3 separate regions of the Mus musculus genome follow, and all the other regions are linked to region 3. A link is a loop called in an ENCODE intact Hi-C map of the cell type or tissue named here. Cell type or tissue: gastrocnemius. All regions are shown on one strand. Links, peaks and the distances in the headings refer to the core of each region. The heading gives the core; the rest is flanking DNA.

Region 1 (6,269 bases), core at 1,339-3,838, 190 kb after region 3:
TCTAACTAGGAGAAAAGCATTAGATGACTTCCCACAAAGCAATGTCCTAAAACAAATCTGACTAACACCTTTCAAAGTTGTCAAGGTCAAGGGGTAAAGAGGCAGGCTGAGAAACTCACAGCCAGGAGAAGCTTAGAGAGAGGTGACAAGGAAGTAAAAGAGCAGAACCAGAACAGGGGCAGAAATGAGGGAAATCACAACACACTCTCGAGCTGGGCTTCGCAGAACGCGTCACCCAGGGCTGGAAAGATGGCTTAGTTAAGAACACTGGCTGCTTTCCCAGGGAACCCAGATTTGACTCCCAATACCAATATTTTGGGTCATAGCCATCTATAACTCCGGTTCAGTGGGATCTGTGGCCACCAGGCACTCACATGGTTCACAGACAGGAAAAACATTCTTACCTATAAAATAAAAGTAAATCTTTTTTAAAGACCGTATTCGTAGTGGATCACTAATGGTGGCCAATGTACCAAACTAAGACAAGAGATTAGTAAAGGCTCACGTGTGTCAGTGGGGATTCTGAACGTGCTGAATTCTCTGCCCATCTTTCCTCTTAACCTGAAGCTGTGCTTTTACAATGACATCTATTAAATTTTAAAGCCCTGAAGAGCTGCTGGTGTGGGTCAGTGTTCACAGGCTAGAACCTGACAGCCATGATCGTGACCAGGGCAGCCAAAACTGTATCCACTCTAGGGGAAAGCTTATGTGTGCACAGCCTTCCCCTCTCCTCTACATCTTTTTGTTTCTAATAAGCTCATAAGCTCATCTTAGTGCCTGATGCCGTGCACATTCAGGATGCTTCTGTCCAACCCATCTCACTGAGCCACACACCAGTCTTCCACATAGAAACGTCCAGGAGCATGCCTTACCAATTATCACGGCATCTCGCCATCCAGTCACAATACACTAACCGCCACTGGACACTTCTGTAAGCATATAGAGGTCCCCAAATGTTTTCACAGCCTCTTCTTCCTCAGTAAAATGTCAATTTACCTCTAAAGAGAGTAAAGACAAACCACCAAAAATATCAGCAAATTATTCCACCAAACCAGAGTGTTCTAGAAAATGGCCTGCACTCAGTCATACAGCCAATGATCATTAGTTACTAAAGCAGACCCAGAAATGGAAACGCTGACAGCGTTGTCAGGAAAACTGCACATGGTGCTGTGAGTTAGAGGAAACACACAAGCCTCAGCCAGAGGTTAGCTGAACATGAGAACACTGTATGTCACGATGCCGTGACTTCTAGTCAAGTAGGCATAGGTCTCATCTGACCTGGTGAAAGGTCAGGCTGAGGCACAGTGGAGACTTTTGTAATCTTTACAGTCCAGAGTCTTTGGTCGCACCTTTCTGCTGCTAACAAATTTAGCTTTCAAGGCCCTTTCAACCCGGCACCCACTGATCTCTCCTGCCCACTTCCAGTTAGCCTCTCCTCTGTATGCCTCATGTGCATGAACTCTTCCTAGCATATAAAAGCCAGTTTTTATGTTTGTAGTTATTTTTCTTTCTCTAGGCTGTGAACATCTTGAAAGACAATTCCATCTCATTCATTGTCTCCCTGGGACTTGTCACAACACGTTCAAAACTTATTTGCTAAATAAAAAACAGAACTAAGCAAACATATAGACAAATAAAGATGTCAGATTGATATCCAAGCTCATGAAATCCTTCAGATAACTCAGAAGTTCCTCCCCTCCCCACCTTGCAAAACAAAACAAAATTAAAAATGCTCCTAAATTCTCTCTTGCTTCTTCTTCTTCCTGAAGACTGCTGCTGGTCCTCTACTCTCCAACACCGAGAACAGAGGCGGTGTTAGAAACAGCTGGGGTTAGGAAGGGCTGCACTTCATTTAGAGTTCTGCCTGGATGAGGAGATGGGGGCAGAAACCCTTCTACCTGGGCCTTGGCTCTGAGCTGTGCAGCAATGGGCTCTGGGGTGAGCAAAGCCAGGAGAAGCTAGGTCCCAGGAAACTTTAGGAAGTGGCTGAAGCAGAAGCAAAGAGCTTTTTAATAGTGAGGAAGAGGTACAAACTCACCACTTATTTGCCAAGGAAACTGAACCTGCAGTTGGGGTCATAGGGCAGGCAGCAGTGCTGGGACTCTGACCAAGGTCTGTCTCATTCATCCATACACACTTAGTCCGATTTCCTATTTGCCCTGAGTGCAGTACATCCCCTCCCCAGACTTCAGAGTTCCCCAGTGTTGTTAGACTGTGAATGTCAAACAACATTAGCAATAACGCCCAAGTGATGGGGAAATCAGAAGATAGAGCTGGGCCAACTCCACCCAGGGAAGTCTGCACCATCTCCCAAGGATCCTTTAGTTATAAAACAGAGACAGCGTTATATTTGCTTTCTGCTTCAAAGCACTGCAATGAGAACCAACTAGTTTGTGCCGATTTTTTTTCCTTTGCAGGTGAAAAGCTCTTTGTAGGAGCTGTCATTGTTATTCCACATCTCTTTTCCAAATGATAAAAAAGTATGTTGTAGGGTTATAGAGATATACCTACGTGATGACACACAACCACCTTGCCAGTTCTAGAGGGATCTTATGCCCTCTTCTGGCATCCATGGGCACTGCATGCATGTGATATCATATATATACATTCAGGCAAACACTGAATACATAAAAACAAATCTATTTTTAAAGTATACTAATGTTGTGGATTTGGCTTATTGCCTATAGTATGTTTATTGGGTTCCAAAATAGCACATCTGCATGTAAGATGCAAGGGTCTCTGCCCCAAGTTGGCTATAATTGGTAAACAAAGTTGCTGGCAGCCAATGGTTGGGCAGGAAGACATTTCCCAGGCAAGGGAACCCAGGGAATAAGAAAGATTTAGAATCGCCATGCTGGGAAATCAGAAGGATCAGGCAGGGGAGCTGCAGAAAACAGAGGAACAATCATATAAGGGCCAGGGAAAAGTAGCCCTAAGGGCCCTTGTCAACTGGGTCTGAGAGGAAATATAGATTTTAGTAAGTAATAATTCAGGAGTATTGGAGGGGAGGTGTTAGCAACATGGAAGTTTGGGAGTGGCCCAGCCATTGAGCTGCTTAGGGTATATTAAAAATAAGGCTGTGTGTCTGTCTTTCTTCCTTCCTTTCTTTCTTTCTTTCTTTCTCTCTCTCTTTCTCTCTCTCTCTCTCTCTCTCTTTCTCTCTCTCTCTCTCTCTCTTTCTTTCTTTTTAGGTATATAGACTACTTATTAACAGCAAAGGCCCAGAGACTCATTTCTTCTTGGATACACCCACAGTACAGCCCCTGCCATCTGCCCATATGCTGACCATGGACACGAAGGTCCCAAAAGTGGCACAGCTATGCGCTCAAATTTTCTTCAGCCGCTCCAGGTCTTCACACTAGACTTGTTGTCTAGACTGTTGGCCAGAACCTGGCTGTACTTCTCATCCTCCCATCCTTCTGTCTGTTCAGGAACCAGTCTGGGTTCTTGTACTGTCGCAGGTTCTGCATGATGGTGATCACTCGCTCCACTTCATCCTCCCTGAGTTCTCCAGCCCTCTTGGTGAGGTCAATGTCTGCTTTCCCCAATACCACATGAGCATATCTCCGCCCCACACCCTTAATGGCAGTGATGGAGAAGGCTATTTTCTGCTACCCATCAATGTTGGTGTTGATCACTTGCAAAATGTGCTGGGACTTCTCAGGGATCACTAAAGACAAGGTGACGGCAACCGCGGCGGTGTGTAGGCCTCTTGTGGAAGAGTGCGTGTATTTCATTCAAGAATCCACAACATTGGAGTGGTAGCAAGAAGCACAAGGAGAGTTAAGAGAGGATTAACCGCACTACTGTTGCGTACTATAGCAAGGAAATGCAGCACAGCCTGTTGTTACCTGTATCAATCTCTGCATGCTCACAGCTGCCATCACAGCGGTCTTGTCCTCGACAGCATCACTATAACAGTGGATGATGCTCTGCCAGGACACTGTGACTACAGTGACGTCATCGGGTGACCAGAGTTGCTCAGCTCCATTGTAATCTTACATAACCAGCTCCTGGCAGGTCTTTGATTCAAACAGCAGTTTGTGTTTTCCCTTTGGCCTGAACGTGACAAGTACTCAATAAATAGGAGTGAAGTTGATTCATTTTATGTCATTTATTAATTCGTATTTTTTGTGTATAAATTACCTACCCACATCAGGCATCAAGAATATCATCATTTGAGTAATTTAGTCTTTCCTAATAAAGTGCGTTCAAGCATGTATATTCATTTCTTGAGCAAGAATGGATAACCTTATGCCAAATCCTATCATTAGCCTGTCTAATACAGCAATCTGCCTCTAATAGAAGACTGTAGCTTAGACTCCTTGGGAAATCTCTCCTTCCCACACTTAACAAAGCTATGCATATCACTGCAGGTCCTCAACTGACTGACTACTCAGGAGGTCAGTTAATGATCTGCTCCATCTGCTTGACGACCCTTGTTGTGGCGTTTACGTCACCCCAATGTTCCCTAGCAACTGAGAAAGAATCCACCACACCCCCATTTCTTGATCCTATTCTGGAGATCTGGAACCCTGGGGGGCAAAGCATTCTTTTATCTTTATTTCCTGTTAGTATTAAACTGGTAAAATCAAGAGCCGGTGGTATTTCTTAAGCTTTTCTGGCTGGAAATGGGTGGAAAAGAGTCTAATTGCTGGCTGCGAAGAGGGAAAAGAGGAAAGAGGCATGTCTAAGCAGAATCTGCGAATGATCTGAGGTCTGCCCTCTACCTGGGATGCTGCGGCTGCCTCAGCACTGTAATATGTATTTATAGCCTCAGACCTGCCGCCCTTTGACTCTCTCTCCTTCCCTTCCTACTCTGCTTCTAACCTAGACAACACCATCCCAAAAACCTTGCACTGCCTGGCTGGGGGATCAATGTGTTTCCGGCACATTTTAAACTCTGCTTCAGAAAAGTGTTCTGTGTCAAACGTCTGCTGTTGGACATTCCAGAGCTTACGAGCCTTTATGACTCATCGTGAAAGAGACAGTGCTTTGCTTCTATAAAGCGGAGTAGTCAAATTTGGTGGTGTACTCCTCGATGAGAAATTCAAGGTCACCCTCATCTGTACAGGGGACTTTAAGGCTAGCTAGTTCTCAAAAACAAAAGGAGGAAGAGGCAGAAGCAGAAGCTGCAGACAATGATAAAGAAGAAAAAGAAGAAAAGGAGTAATTTCAAGGTAATATTAAAAATTCCACCTTCCCTTAAACACATTTCAAACACTACAATTGGAGCAGTAGAATAAATGGAGGGTTCTTCTTCGCTTTGAAGGCTTGAAGACCAGCCTTTCACTTCAACTCCCTTGAGTTATGCATCATTGAACAGATGCTGGCCCTTGGAGGAGCCAGGAAGCCAAGGGCCTGTCATCGCATCCAAGTGTCAAACTATACATTTGTTCTACTGAGGTCCTTCTGTCTCTTGTCCCCATAGACACAAGGAAGCATTGCCCAGATGGTTCCCATTTGTCCCTTCAGCAATCAGTGTCAGTCAGGGAGGAAGAGGAAATGGAGTAGGAGTAATATCCTGAGTTCTGAGGGTGGCCTTCAGACCACACAACACAGACAGGTCAAGTGAACAGAAAGAAGAGGTAAAAAGGAAAGGAAAGGACATGGCTCCTAGGTATGGTGGGAGGCGGGGTTATTATAGATATGTGGGAGAGCTTAGCCAGGAGCAGGCACATCTGGGGAACGGGGCAGGGGGACAGAGAGGAACCAAGTATGGCAGCCAGAAGAAGAGAGAGGGGGGCACAGAGACAGGAGGTAACCAAAATGTCGGGATTATATTGGAAAGAGCTTCTGGCGGAAGAGCAGCCAAGCCGCCAGGCTGGAAAGTTCAGAGTAGAGAGAAACAGGTAGGTACATTTAGGGACACCGGGAGAACATGAAGGTCAGATCTGCTTTGATGTGTTAAATAGTCACCTCAGCTGCTTGTCCCAAGTTAGACACTTAACAAAGAGTTCTGGGGCTAGATTATGACGTGTGACTTGTATTGTGGTCCTAGGGCACCAGAGGAAGAGGGTTTCCATGTAAGCCGCAAATTGAGCACTATGCCAAAATCTAACCAGCAAAATGGGGCAGGAGACAGCACAGTGGAAGGGCACTTGCCTGATGGCCAGAGTGTGATCCCTGGGGCCCACATAGAAGGAGAGAAGAGACTTCAGCAAGTTGTCCTCCGACTTTCACATGTGCACTCTGACATACAGGTGACCTTTCCCAAAATAAATACATGTAATTCCAAAAAGCAAACAAACAACTTAATATCTCCTCAC
Region 2 (6,269 bases), core at 1,581-4,080, 270 kb after region 3:
GTGTGTGAGTGAGCCTGTGTGTGTGTGTGTGTGTGTGTGTGTATGTGTGTGTGTGTGAGGATGTGAGCATGTGTGTGTCTGTGTGAGTATGTCTATGTGTATAAAAGAGAAAAGTCTAACACCTGTTTTACTCTTATTTTTAAACATTTTTAGAGTGAGTGAGTGACTGAGTGACTGAGTATGTCTTTGTGCCTGAGTGCTTATATGTGACCATGTGTGTGCAGGAGTCCCCAGAGACCAGAAAAAGTTGTCATATCATGTAGAACCAGAGTTCTAGGTTGTCGTGAACTGCCAGGTGGTGCTGGGAACTGACCCAGGTCCTCTGCAAGCACAGCAAATCCTCTTAATCACTGAGGCAGCTCCCCAAGTCATTTAAACCTGTTTGATTTACTGTTGCCTAAAGGTGCAAAAGAACTTCACAAAGCTCTTCATTAATTAAAAAGGCATGAATTAATATATTGGCACACATCAAAGTGAATATTTTTCTCAGTGGGTAAAATTGCAGGCCTCACTACACAGAGAGAGACTCTGACCCAATTCACCATATAGTCCTCATTTTTCTCTATCTATATCTATTTGTGGTAATCAAGAATCTTACCACTGTATGACAGCTGACTGACTAACCTGCTTACATGATCAAGGCAACTTGGAGAAGAAAATTTGGGCTTACATTTTGTGGTGGTTTGAATAGGTTTGACCCCATACACTCGTGTATTTGAATTGTTGGCCCATAGAGATTATTAGGAGGTGTGACCTTTTTGGAGTAGATGTGGGCTTGTTGGAGGAAGTGTGTCATTGCTGGGACAGACTTCTATGCTCAAGCTACATCCATTGTGATACACAGTCTTCCTTCTTCTGACTTCAGATCATGATGTAGAACTCTCAGCTTCTCCTCCAGCATTATGTCTGCTTGCACACTGCATGCTGCCATGTTCCCTGCCATGACAATAAAGGACTAAGCCTCCGAAACTGTAAGTCAGCCCAGTTGAATGCTTTCCTTTATAAGAATTGACTTGGTCATATAGTGTTGGCACATACCTTTAGTCCAATCACTCTGGAGACAGAGTTAGGTGGATCTTTGTGAGTTTGAGGCCAGCCTGGTCTTAAGAGCTAGTTCCAGTACAGTCATCTCTACACGAAGAAACCCTATCTTGGGGATTTCCACCAAAAATTCAAAATTTCCTGCTCAACCATAAATGGGACCTTTATATCAATTCCCAGGAGAATCCTAGACCATGAAAGAAGAGGGCATGCAAAGATTGTATTTTAGGTAGGGTTTCTATTACTGTGAAGAGACACCAAGACCACAGCAACACTTAATAAGGAAAGCATGTAATTGGGGCTGGCTTATAGCTTCAGATGTCTACTCCATTATCATCATGGCAGGAAGCATAGCAGTGCACAGGCAGACACAGTACTAGAGAAAGAGCTGGGAGTCCTACATCTGGATCAGCAGGCAGCAGGAAGAGAGAGTGACCCTGAGCCTTGCTTGAGCTTCTGAAACCTTAGAGTGACCCACTTCCTATAACAAGGCCATACCTTCAACCATGTCATATCCTGTGTATCTATGTGGGCCATTTACATTCAAACTACCACAGATTGTAAGAGCAAAAGTCAGGGAGGATTGTCCTCTGGATACAACAGGAAAGTCATGAATTCACAGCTGCTGTGGTTGTCTAGACAAGATCTGTCCAAGATCAAAGCAGTCAGCATCCCACCATGAGCCCCTCCCCCCTCTAGCTAAGGAGTTGCTGGCCACTGATGGCTGCAGTGAGAGAGAGTCCGTTTACTTCAGGGATGTACTCCCTGGTAGTCGGCCAAACTCTGGCTGATGACTCCATCCAAATGCAGATATGGACAACACTAATTGGACTAAGTGAATTCTTTTTAAAAGGACATGAGAACGGGAGGGGACATGGGTAAGATCCAGCAGGAGCCAGAGAGATGAAATACGGGTGGATATGATCAAAATTCATTGTAGGCATATATGAAATTCTCAAAAAATTAATTTTAAAATATCACATTAAGAACCCCACCTGGGAGGGAGTATGGGGAGGGAAATGGGAGGTTCAGGATCAGTGGGGAAGGGTAGGAGAGATGGCCAAATGGCCATGAAAAGGAGTGAAAATCTGCAACTGGAGGGGCTGGGGAGATAGGGGGCATCTCCAGGACAAGACAGAGACCTGGGATAAGAGAAGTGTCCAAGAATCAGTGGGGATTACTCACTACACTGGGGATGTGGAATATGAATAGGCCATGTCCTGAAGCCAGACAGGAACCCCAGTGGAGTGATAGAGAAACCAACCCACCCACAAAACTTTCCACCCAAAATTTATCCTGACTGTAAGAAATGCAGGCACAGGGGAAAGCAGAGACTGAGCGAATGACCAACCAATAACAGGCCCAACTTGAGACCCATCCCACAGCCAAACACTAATCCCTGACACTATTAATGATACTCTGGTTATGCTTGTAGAAAGGAGCATATCGTCCTCTGAGAGGCTCCACCCAGCAGCTGACTCAGTCAGATAAAGACACCCACAGCTAAACAGGGAATGGAGCTTAGGAATGCTTATGGAAGAATAGGAGAAAGGACTGTGGGCCTGGAGGGAATAGAAAGTCCACACGAAGACCAACAGAGTCAACTTACCTGGACCTGGGGCTCTCAGAGACTGAACCACCAACCAATAAACACACATGGGCCGGACCTAGGCCTCCCTGATCATATGAGGCAGGTGTGCAGCTAGCTCTTCATGTGGGTTCCAAACAACTGGAGCAGAGGCTATCCCAAAAGCTATTGCCTGTATGTGGGATATGTTCTACTACCTGGGCTGCCTTGTCTGGCCTCAGTGGGAGAGGAAGTGCCTATCTTCACAGAGACTTGAAGTGCCAAGGTTGGGGGGACACCCAGGGGTCTCCACTCACTTAGAGGAGAAAGGGAAGGGATATAGGGAAGGACTGTGTGCGTGTGCGTGTGTGTGTGTGTGTATGACCAGGAAGGGGCAGTGAGTGGGATATAAAGTGAATAAGTAAAAATAGATTAAATTAAATTAAATTTAAAAACAAAAACAAGCAAACAAACAAAAACCCACCTGTGGATGGTGGTGGCTCACTCCTTTAATCCCAGCACTCAGGAGGTAGAGGTAGGTAGAGTTCTGAGTTCAATGCCAGCCTGGTCTAACAGAGCAAGATCTAGGACAGCCAGAACTATACAGAAAAAGTCTCAGTGTCAGAAACCAAAAAGAAAAGAAAAGAAAAGAAAAGGAAAGAAAAGGAGAGGAGAGGAGAGGAGAGGAGAGGAGAGGAGAGGAGAGGAGAGGAGAGGAGAGGAGAGGAGAGGAGAGGAGAGAAGAGAAGAGAAGAGAAGAGAAGAGAAGAGAAGAGAAGAGAAGAGAAGAGAAGAGAAGAGAAAAGAAAAGAAAAGAAAAGGATGAAAAAACAATCCACCTCTCAACACTCTCCAACCCATGAACTTTGGATACACATTCATTGATGGCTCGTAGACTTCCTTGTCTGCAGATGGGAAAGCAATATCTTGTGTTTATTTCTATCCTCATAAAAACCTGATGTCTAAGGTTAGGGCCTCACCCTTAAGATATCTTATATTTTAAAATTAAAATATAATTGTATCATTTTCCACTTTCCATTTTCTCCCTCTAATTCTTCTCATGTATTTCTTCTCTTGTTCTCTCTCATGTTCAGGTGGATAGATAGATGGGTGGATACATACATACATACATACATACATACATATACATAGACGAATAAATTGGTATATAGATAGTAGATGAGAGATACATAGATACATACATATGTAGATAGATATATACATACATAGGGGGCTGGTGAGATGGCTCAGCAGGTAAGAGCATTGACTGCTGTTCCAAAGGTCCTGAGTTCAAGTCCCAGCAACCACATGGTGGCTCACAACCATCTGTAATGAGACCTGACACCCTCTTATGGCACATCTGAAGACAGTTACAGTGTATGCATGTATAATAATAAAATCTTTGGACCGGAGCAAGCAGAAGTCCTAAAAATTCAATTTCCAAGAACCACATGAAGGCTCACAAACATCTGTACAGCTACCGTGTACTCATATGCATAAAATAAATAAATCTTTTAAAAAAAAGATATATATATATATATATATATATATATATATATATACATAGATCAATTGATAGATACATAAATAAATAGATAGATGATATATATATATATATACACACACACACACAACCTGCTTAGTCCATAAATGTAACTTGTATGTATATGTTTTTACGGATAACCCTTTGGTATTGGCTAATTCGAGGTATTTTGTGATTTGAATGAGAATTTCCCCATAGATTCATATATTGGAATACTTGGTGCCCAGTTGGTGGAACTGTTTGGAAAGTATTAGGAGGTCTCATCTTGTTGGAGGAGATGTGTCAGTGGGGATAAAAAGTTGGCTTTGAGGTTTCGAAGGCCTTGTCATTCCCAGTTAGCTCTCTGCCTCCTACTTGAGGATAAGGATGTGAGCTCTCAGTCACTGCTTCAGCGCTGTGCCTGCCTGTCTGCGGCCATGCGCTTGACATGATGGTCATGATCTCTAACCCTCTACAACCATAATCCCAATCAAGTACTTTTATAAGTTCCCTTGGTCATAGTGTTTTGTCACAGCAATAGAAAACTAAATCAGGAGGTTCTTCCTTGAGGAAAATTATTTCTTCCACTCTCACCATTTCTTAGTTGCCTGTAGTTTTTTGCCCTCAAAATACTTTTTTTTTTTTTTTTTTGGTCTTCATAGTGAGTTCTAGGACAGCCAGAACTACATAGGGAGACCTCTGTCTCCAAAATAAAAACAGACATCTTTTGACTTCAATTATCTCAAAGACTGTCTCAGTCACTGTTCTATTGCTATGAAGAGACACACAGAAATTCCCATAAAATAAAGCATTTAATTGGGGCTTGCTTATAGTTTCAGAGGTTTAGTCCACTATCATCATGAAAAGAAGCATGGCATCATGCAGGTAGACATGGTGCTGGAGGAGCTGAGAGTTCTACATCTGGATTCATAGGCCACAAGAAGAGAGAGATACTGGAACTTGCTTGGGCTTTTGAACACTCAAAGCCCACCCCGGACACATACTTCTTCCAACAAGACCATACCTCCTAATCCTTCTCAAATAGCACCACTCCCTGATGACTAAGCATCCAAATATATGAGGCAATGGGAGTCATCCTTACTCAACCCATCACAAATACTCTGTATCCAGATACACTTACATGGTGAGTTTTGATTCAATGTATGACTTAAAAGGTATCATGGTACCATTTGTAAATGCTTATGCCATACTCAGAAAAAATTGAAATCAACATGAATGTTCTCATATTTAGATGTGGTTTGTCCTATAAATGTTCATATATTGAAAACTTGATTATTACTACGAAGATGCTAGAATTGTGGGACCTGTAAAAGATGTGTGTGTGTGCATGTGTATACATACATATATATATATATATATATATATATATATATATATATATATATATACATATATATATATGTGTGTGTGTGTGTGTGTGTATGTATGTATATATATGTGTATATGTATGTATATATATGTGTATATGTGTGTGTGTATATATATATATATATATATATATATATATATATAAAAGATATGTATATGTACACACATATGCTGGGAATCAAACCTGAGTCTCTTGGAAGAGCAGTTGGTTCTCTTAACTGCTGAGTTGTCTTTCCAGCCTCCCAGGTTTTCTGTTTGTTTTGTTTTTTATTAAAGAAAAGTGTATATGTGTGTGTGTGTGTGTGTGTGTACGCATGCGTGCGTGCAGGTGAGAGAGATACCTCTGTAGACACCAATAAGAAACTGGTTAAGAAAAAGAGTTACCTTTCAGGTCTGGAGAGAAAGTTCAGTGGTTAATATTTCTATATACATATCATATATATATATATATATTAGAGAGAGAGATCAAATGGGACAGAGAGGGAGAGATGTGAGCCACATATTATATATATACATATACATGTATATGAATATATATTTCATTTTTTTTTTTTTTTTTTTGGTTTTTCGAGACAGGGTTTCTCTGTATAGCCCTGGCTGTCCTGGAACTCACTTTGTAGACCAGGCTGGCCTCGAACTCAGAAATCCACCTGCCTCTGCCTCCCAAGTGCTGGGATTAAAGGCGTGCGCCACCACGCCCGGCCCTATATTTCATTTCTTTATATATATTCTAGTGATAAATTATATAGA
Region 3 (6,269 bases), core at 2,305-4,804:
ACAGTAGTTTTCTTACAATCTGACCTTAACAAATGCTGCACCATGTCTAAGAGCACTGGGAAGGGTTTGGAAATGACCTCGTTATTACAAATATCATATTTAAGTCCATATATTAAGGCTTGGGAATTCACCAACCAACTTACGTAATGCATATAATCTTTTGGTTACTGCTCAGCGCTGTTTGCCATGGTATGTATAAGACTTGTGAGTCTTTGTAATCTGTCAGTTGTGACTTTTTAAATTTTCATTTCAACAAATTTGAGTAGCTGCCAGATACTGTTCAGGCTCCTGGAACGCCTGAGGCTGGCATGCTCAGTCCCTTTACAGCATGGCATCATATTTGCATATAACCTATTTCCATCTTTAATGTGTTTAAAGAACAGGGAGCCAGAGCAGGTGCTATAAGCCTCAGAGAATTGGAAATCACATCAGCTAGGCAACAGAGGGTCAGAATATGGATACTAATCAGATATGCCTTTGTTTCCTTCAAGGGAATTACATGGGAATCTCTTATTGTAATGCATGAACAGAGTAAGTACAGTCATCTATTTGTTTTCTATTACTGCCATAAAAGTTGGTACAAACTTAGCAATTTAAAAGAACAGAAATGTACTGTTTTCTGTAGGTCAGGGTGCAACTAACCCCCTGTGCTGAAGTCAGCTTGTCAGAGGACTTCATTCCTTTCTAGAATCTCAGAGAGAAGAGTGTTAGTTTGTTCTTTCTAGCTTCTAGAAGCCCCTGAGGTGCCTTGGTCTGTAGCCCCTTTCCTCTCCTTTCAAAGGCAGTAGCATCAGTAAAGAGGTCTTTAGTTTTTAGGATTGGTGTAACAAAATTGGGCCCACTTAGGATAATCTCACCATAGCAAGGTCCTTAATCATAGCTCCCACGTTCCTTTGCGTTTTGTAAGAAAATATATTCACAGGCTCTGGTGATGAAAGTGTGGAAATCTGTATTGGGGGAAGCTTTCCCTACCACACCTCTGGCCCCCAAAGAGTCATAATGTTCTTATGCAAAATTCATTCAGTCCTTGTTCCCAGAGGAACTGCATAGTTTCAAAGCATTACAACATCTAAGTCTAAAAAGATTAAATCATGTAAAATTTCTAAATTCAATAAGGGTGAGACTCTGGGTTTCTATCCAGGGCAAAATTATTTCCCATCTGGACCTAAGTGACTAGAAAATAAATTCTCTGCTCCCAAAGTACAAAAATAGTCATTGGAATAAGAGACAGAATTATAAGATGGTTAAAACTATCTCCTATAAAAAAGAGAAGCCAGAGTGGGGAAGCAACAGTCCCAAACAGCCTCAAATCCACCCCAGCAGTCTCCACTCAAAGTCAGGGCTACACCTCTCCTCCGTTCAAATAAGAATGTGATGGCCTTAAGGGTCATTACTCTGCCTCCAACAACCATTGCTATATTCTTTGAATTGACTGTTTTCCTACGTATCTGTATATTTGTCTTACCCACTTCATCTCTCCATTAGCCCACATCAAATGGCTAGTTACCATTAGTTACCTTTAAGTAGACACTTGATCAGTACTTTTGAAGTGCAGCATTTTAAGAAACTGCATTGTAAACCACTTCATGGGAAGTGCAAATATGCCATCTAGTTTCTGTGGAAGGGAAAGAATGCATCTCCGTTTTGTATTCAGGTCACATCTTCTCTGCAGCTAATTTACCCTAAAATCGTTCATTTCTTTCAGGCCCAAAGGCGTTTTTTTCTGGTCATTTCTATGGAATAGGCAACAATGTACATCCAAGGTTATCCTTGTGAAACCTTTTAAGGATGCTGGAAGCCCAGCTCTGCCTCCCAGCAGGTGGCAGCAGATGAGTGCTTAGCACAGGGCACTGACTTCACCCTGGTCCCCAGCCTGGTTAATGTGGTGCTGACCTTCCTTAGGGAGAAGAGCAGAGAGAATCTGGAAGCCGCCCACCTGGCAGTGTATCAGCATGTTGCCTGGTGGGGGAAGCATACTTAAATTACATAGCTAAATTTTATTGTTCATATTCTTTCTCATTTTATCTTTTCCTTTCAACTAACTGTGTTAAGGCATTTTATGTGGAACTTTTGCTGTATTTATGAGTCATGTTGGTCTGTGACTTATTTTCTAATGTCTGTCAGCAGTTTTTCTAAGACTAATGTCATTGTGCTTGCTGTCTAAGCTTATAAGATTGACATGTGTGTTAACGTACATTCCCCTGGTGTTGCCGTAGTTGAACACACTGTCCATAACCATCAATACATTAATATCCATCAGCATTAGCTAGGAATACATGCAGTGTAGCTCAAGTATTCTTATAGACAAACATGTATTTTAAGCCTTTATTGAAAAAGTCGAAGGAAAAGGTTAAAGCATCTAAGACAGGGCCAGCAAACTGTGGGGCATGGGACAAGTTAGTGTCTAGCCTAACTTTTGTGCATTGGAAAATCCTGGGGAAGTTCCTAGAGGAATAAGGATAAAGAGAGAAACTCACCATATCTGGGGGAACTGATCACTTCTCTACAGGCATAAGACAGGAAGCTTTGGTGGACCCAGGGCCAGGGCATGATGGCAGTGCCTGGGCCATATTTGGTTGTCACAGTCAGAGGTATTGTTACTAATGGAGCTGTTAAAGCCAGGGAGGCGGGTAAGCATCCTGCCATGCACACAGACATGTCCCTCAGCTTCGCTGACCTCCAAGATTACTCATCCTAAGGTTGACAATTGCTAGTTAAAACTGTCAAAGAAGAATAGTACAAATTAATTTAGACCAATAAAGTCAGATCACAATAAATGAATAAATTCATTCTAAACCAAAACTCTCTGAAGAGGAAATAGAAATTTTGAGTTAATAATTTAAAAATATTTTACAAAAACCCTCTAGACTCAAGATGGTTTCGCTGATGAAATATGTAAATATATAAAGACCATGTGATGTTAGTTATACATAAACTGGGAGAATGAGGGAGTAATGACAGCATAATCTTATAAAACCTGAGGTGTCAGAAGCAGTCATCAGCAAGTAGCATTGGAGATGCAGATGGAGAATCCTTGTACAAAATACCAGCAGATTGTCACAGCAAAATAAGAAAAAAATACAACCGTCAAATGGGGTTTATTCCAGAATGTAACTTTCACCCAACATAAATAAATCAAGCGCCTGATGGCACAGGCCTGTAATTCAAGCTTCTCTGGAGGCTAAGGTAGGGTCACAGACTCAAAGCCTGCCTAGGCCAGCTGAAGTCCAGTCAGAGACAGAAAGACAGACACCCCAGCAATAATGAACCCACTCTGGATTTCTAACCCATCATGAAAACAACTAAAACGGTAGGGGGGGGGGCTTTATTACTGCTGTCTGTGAATGACCAGGGGCCACCAGCATACTTATTGATAAATCTGTCCTAGGCCTGAATGAAATGAGGCCATCTCCTTACACAACTGCTGTTGGGCTTTGTTCCAGGGTCTCACAAGTCTTCCAGAGACAAAAATTAGAAGAGAGTTAAGGTTGTCCCTGTTTGTACAGTCTCATAATTCTGCTGGAATTAATGCTAGGTCATAGGTGAAGTTTGAACAGTATATAAAAGTATTTCAACATGCTAGCAAGCAGCGATTTTAATATGAAAATTTTAAACAGTAGCAAAAATACTTTAAAATGCTTTTAATGAAAGATAGGAGCTATATCCTGAAACTACACAAATGCTTAAATGAAAACATTTAACAAACACAGTGATGAGCACATTCCAGATTGTTGGCCTCAGAAGTCCAGACTGACACCCAGGTCTGTTCTCCTCCGCCAGGGGACGCACACGGGAAATGAGTGTGGGGTTTTTAGTTCCAGTTTCCAAACAATTGCACTAACCTGGTTCTGCCCTGGGCCAGGAGTAGTCTAGAAACACCCGAAGCTGGCTGTTTTCCCTCTAAATATTATACCAGAAGTAGAATTACAGCATATTTAAAAGTCACAAAATTCTTCCTTGCATCCTTTCCCCCTGATGGCTTTAGTTGACAAAACAGAAAATCTGTTTTGATGAATTTAATAAGTAGACAAAATATAAATTACACGCACCTGATGGTGTAACAAAAATTCTTTGCAGAATGCTGACTCTGAGGAAGCTACCTTTTGCAAACTAAGCTTCTGGTTGACAAGATGACTCATTCTGTTTATAGACAGGCAAGGTTTCAAGGAGGGAAGGCCCTAGGATTTCCTGGGCCAGCTATGTCTCTCATCCTATTATTCCAACAAAATACTTGAAATTCATTATTAAGAAAAAATTGCAGCATCTAGCTTTTGTGCTAACTGTATCTCTTCCAAGGGTTTATGAAGGTACAAGCTTTGGCTTAATCGATTTTTAAAAAGATTTGGGACTATAAATAATTTTTAATATTAAAAAGTACTTTGAACGTGACTCTTGAAAAGGTTTGACGTTCTGCCTCTCGGTGCTTTTTTTTTTGGACTGTCAATCATGCTTTATTTAGCAAGATTACTGTTCAAACTTCACTTTTAAAAGTGTGTGTGTGTGTGTGTGTGTGTGTGTGTGTAGAGCCTTCAGAAGTCAGAAGAGGGTGCAGATCCCATGTAAATAGATTTGTGACAGTTATGAGTGAGGTACTACATGGATAGTGGGAATTGAACCTAGATTCTCTGGAAGAGCAGCCAGCACTTCTAACCACTCTTGAGCCATTTCCTCTGCCCTAAAACTTACTTGCAAATGTGTTCTGAGCTGCTCCCCACATTTCCTTCCCTTCTAAGGACGTTCTTTCTGCTTCTATGTTTTACACTATTTTAACTCTATGCTGACTTCTGATGGTTTTGAGAGTAGTTATGCTGTTGCCTACAGTTTTCCAAACTCTCTGGGGATGTCTTCTTTTCTGAAAGTCTTCCCATTGTGAGTCTCACCACGAAGGGAAGCCAGACATGACAGTTTACAACTCCCCAGCTGAGGACTGTTGTAAGCTAGCCCCTGTCCTCACTGTATCATACTACTGAGTGTTCCTACCAGGATCCCTATGAAGTAGATGCTCCCAGGGTCCATATGTTACATGCAGACACTTCTGTCCATAGGATCAGCACTGATGCCTTGTGTGGTGTAACAAGGCCAGGCTCATGCTGACTCCATTATCCCATACTTGATGATGCTACACCCCATCAGCAGTGGGTTTACTAGAGTATAACAAAGCTATGTTGATCCCCTAACCATGCAACTTCAACATGAGATGTCATGGACTATACTAGCACCTGATTGGCAAATTTTCCAATGTTACTCAAAATTTCCACATGATGGGGTCAGTGAAATTATCCACATGCTGCTGTTGATACTACAATAGGGCTAAATATGTCAATAGAAGTTAATTAAAGGTTTTAAAATATAATTTTAAAAGAGGGTCCACAAAAGACTGTAGGCTAAGGCAACCTTTTTAAATGTAAGGAATGAAAAGATTACAACTATGCATAGGGGTAAGAGGAATTAAATACAGAGGTAAGGCATGAACCTCTGTAATCAGAAGGTATGTGGGACAGAGGTCGAAGAGTTTCTGCAGGAAGGAAAACAGTGAAGGAAGTGAACTAAATGACAGCAGGTGACTTTAAAAACAAAGTGAGGCCAGCTGATGGTGACGTGGTGCCAGGCAGTAAGATTCCACACTGAGCAAAGGGGCAGAAGCCCATCACAGGCATGGCCATTTCCTCTTCTTACCAGGAAGAGCATTATGTTTTTTCCTGAAAAATCAAAGATAGCACAGACCTTGGAGAAATGACTAATGCCTTTTAGAGGCTGCTGAAACCACTCCTTTGTTATTACAGTGTGGCAATATAACTTAATTATCATTTCTGGATCAGCGGAACCAACATTACCTGAAGTTGTCAAGCGTGCATACTCCTTGGCTCTACCCTAGACTTACTAAATCAGAAACTCATGTCAGATGGTGCATATATTCACCCCAAAGCTAAAAATCCACTGGCAATTAAGAAAACTCAATGACACTTTATAGTGACATAAAATCATTGAAATTTATAGTACAACATTAAAGCAATATCAAGCAAATGATAGAATGCATTTAAACGTGATTCTGTGAGTCCTTTTGGACAGTGGAAAATGTCTGTGACATTAACAGTGGGAAGTTTAAACATTAAATTATTCTTCCGGCTGGGGGTTGGTGGGCTTTGTGAGTATAGAACTTCCTGTGCCAGCATGCAGACCTGAATGTGGAGCCCCGGAACCTACTGAAAAGTCAGGCAAAGGCTGGAGAGACCACTCATAGTTAAGGCGCTTGTTGCACTTGCAGAATG

The links. A loop is a pair of places that touch in the nucleus more often than their neighbours do. Peaks named below come from ENCODE experiments on the same cell type or tissue, not always from the same donor. Only the 100,000 strongest peaks of a DNase experiment are listed, where the experiment ranks them.
Region 1: it touches region 3 in a loop (4-fold over the local background); 17 of 42 quality-filtered maps call a loop at or near these places.
Region 2: a loop joins it to region 3, with 3 times the contacts of the local background. A loop is called at or near these places in 6 of 42 quality-filtered maps.

Annotation. Positions count from the first base shown.
Region 1 is chr8:79,486,512-79,492,780 of GRCm38, forward strand. It overlaps LOC115487054 (a small nucleolar RNA gene), which reads left to right and starts at 6,267; the gene lies at 6,267-6,269. It also overlaps the pseudogene Gm39288. In gastrocnemius, for the core only: a CTCF peak has its summit at 2,569 (motif pointing left); a DNase peak (open chromatin) is centred at 2,564.
Region 2 is chr8:79,564,855-79,571,123 of GRCm38, forward strand. No RefSeq gene overlaps it. Among named protein-coding and RNA genes, the nearest start is that of Otud4, 72 kb to the right of the region's middle. In gastrocnemius, for the core only: no CTCF peak of the experiment used is centred there; no DNase peak of the experiment used is centred there.
Region 3 is chr8:79,296,121-79,302,389 of GRCm38, forward strand. All of the region lies in intron 1 of Gm4890 (predicted gene 4890), which reads left to right. Among named protein-coding and RNA genes, the nearest start is that of Gm4890, 4.2 kb to the left of the region's middle. In gastrocnemius, for the core only: a CTCF peak has its summit at 3,773; a DNase peak (open chromatin) is centred at 3,787; H3K27ac peaks cover 305 bases.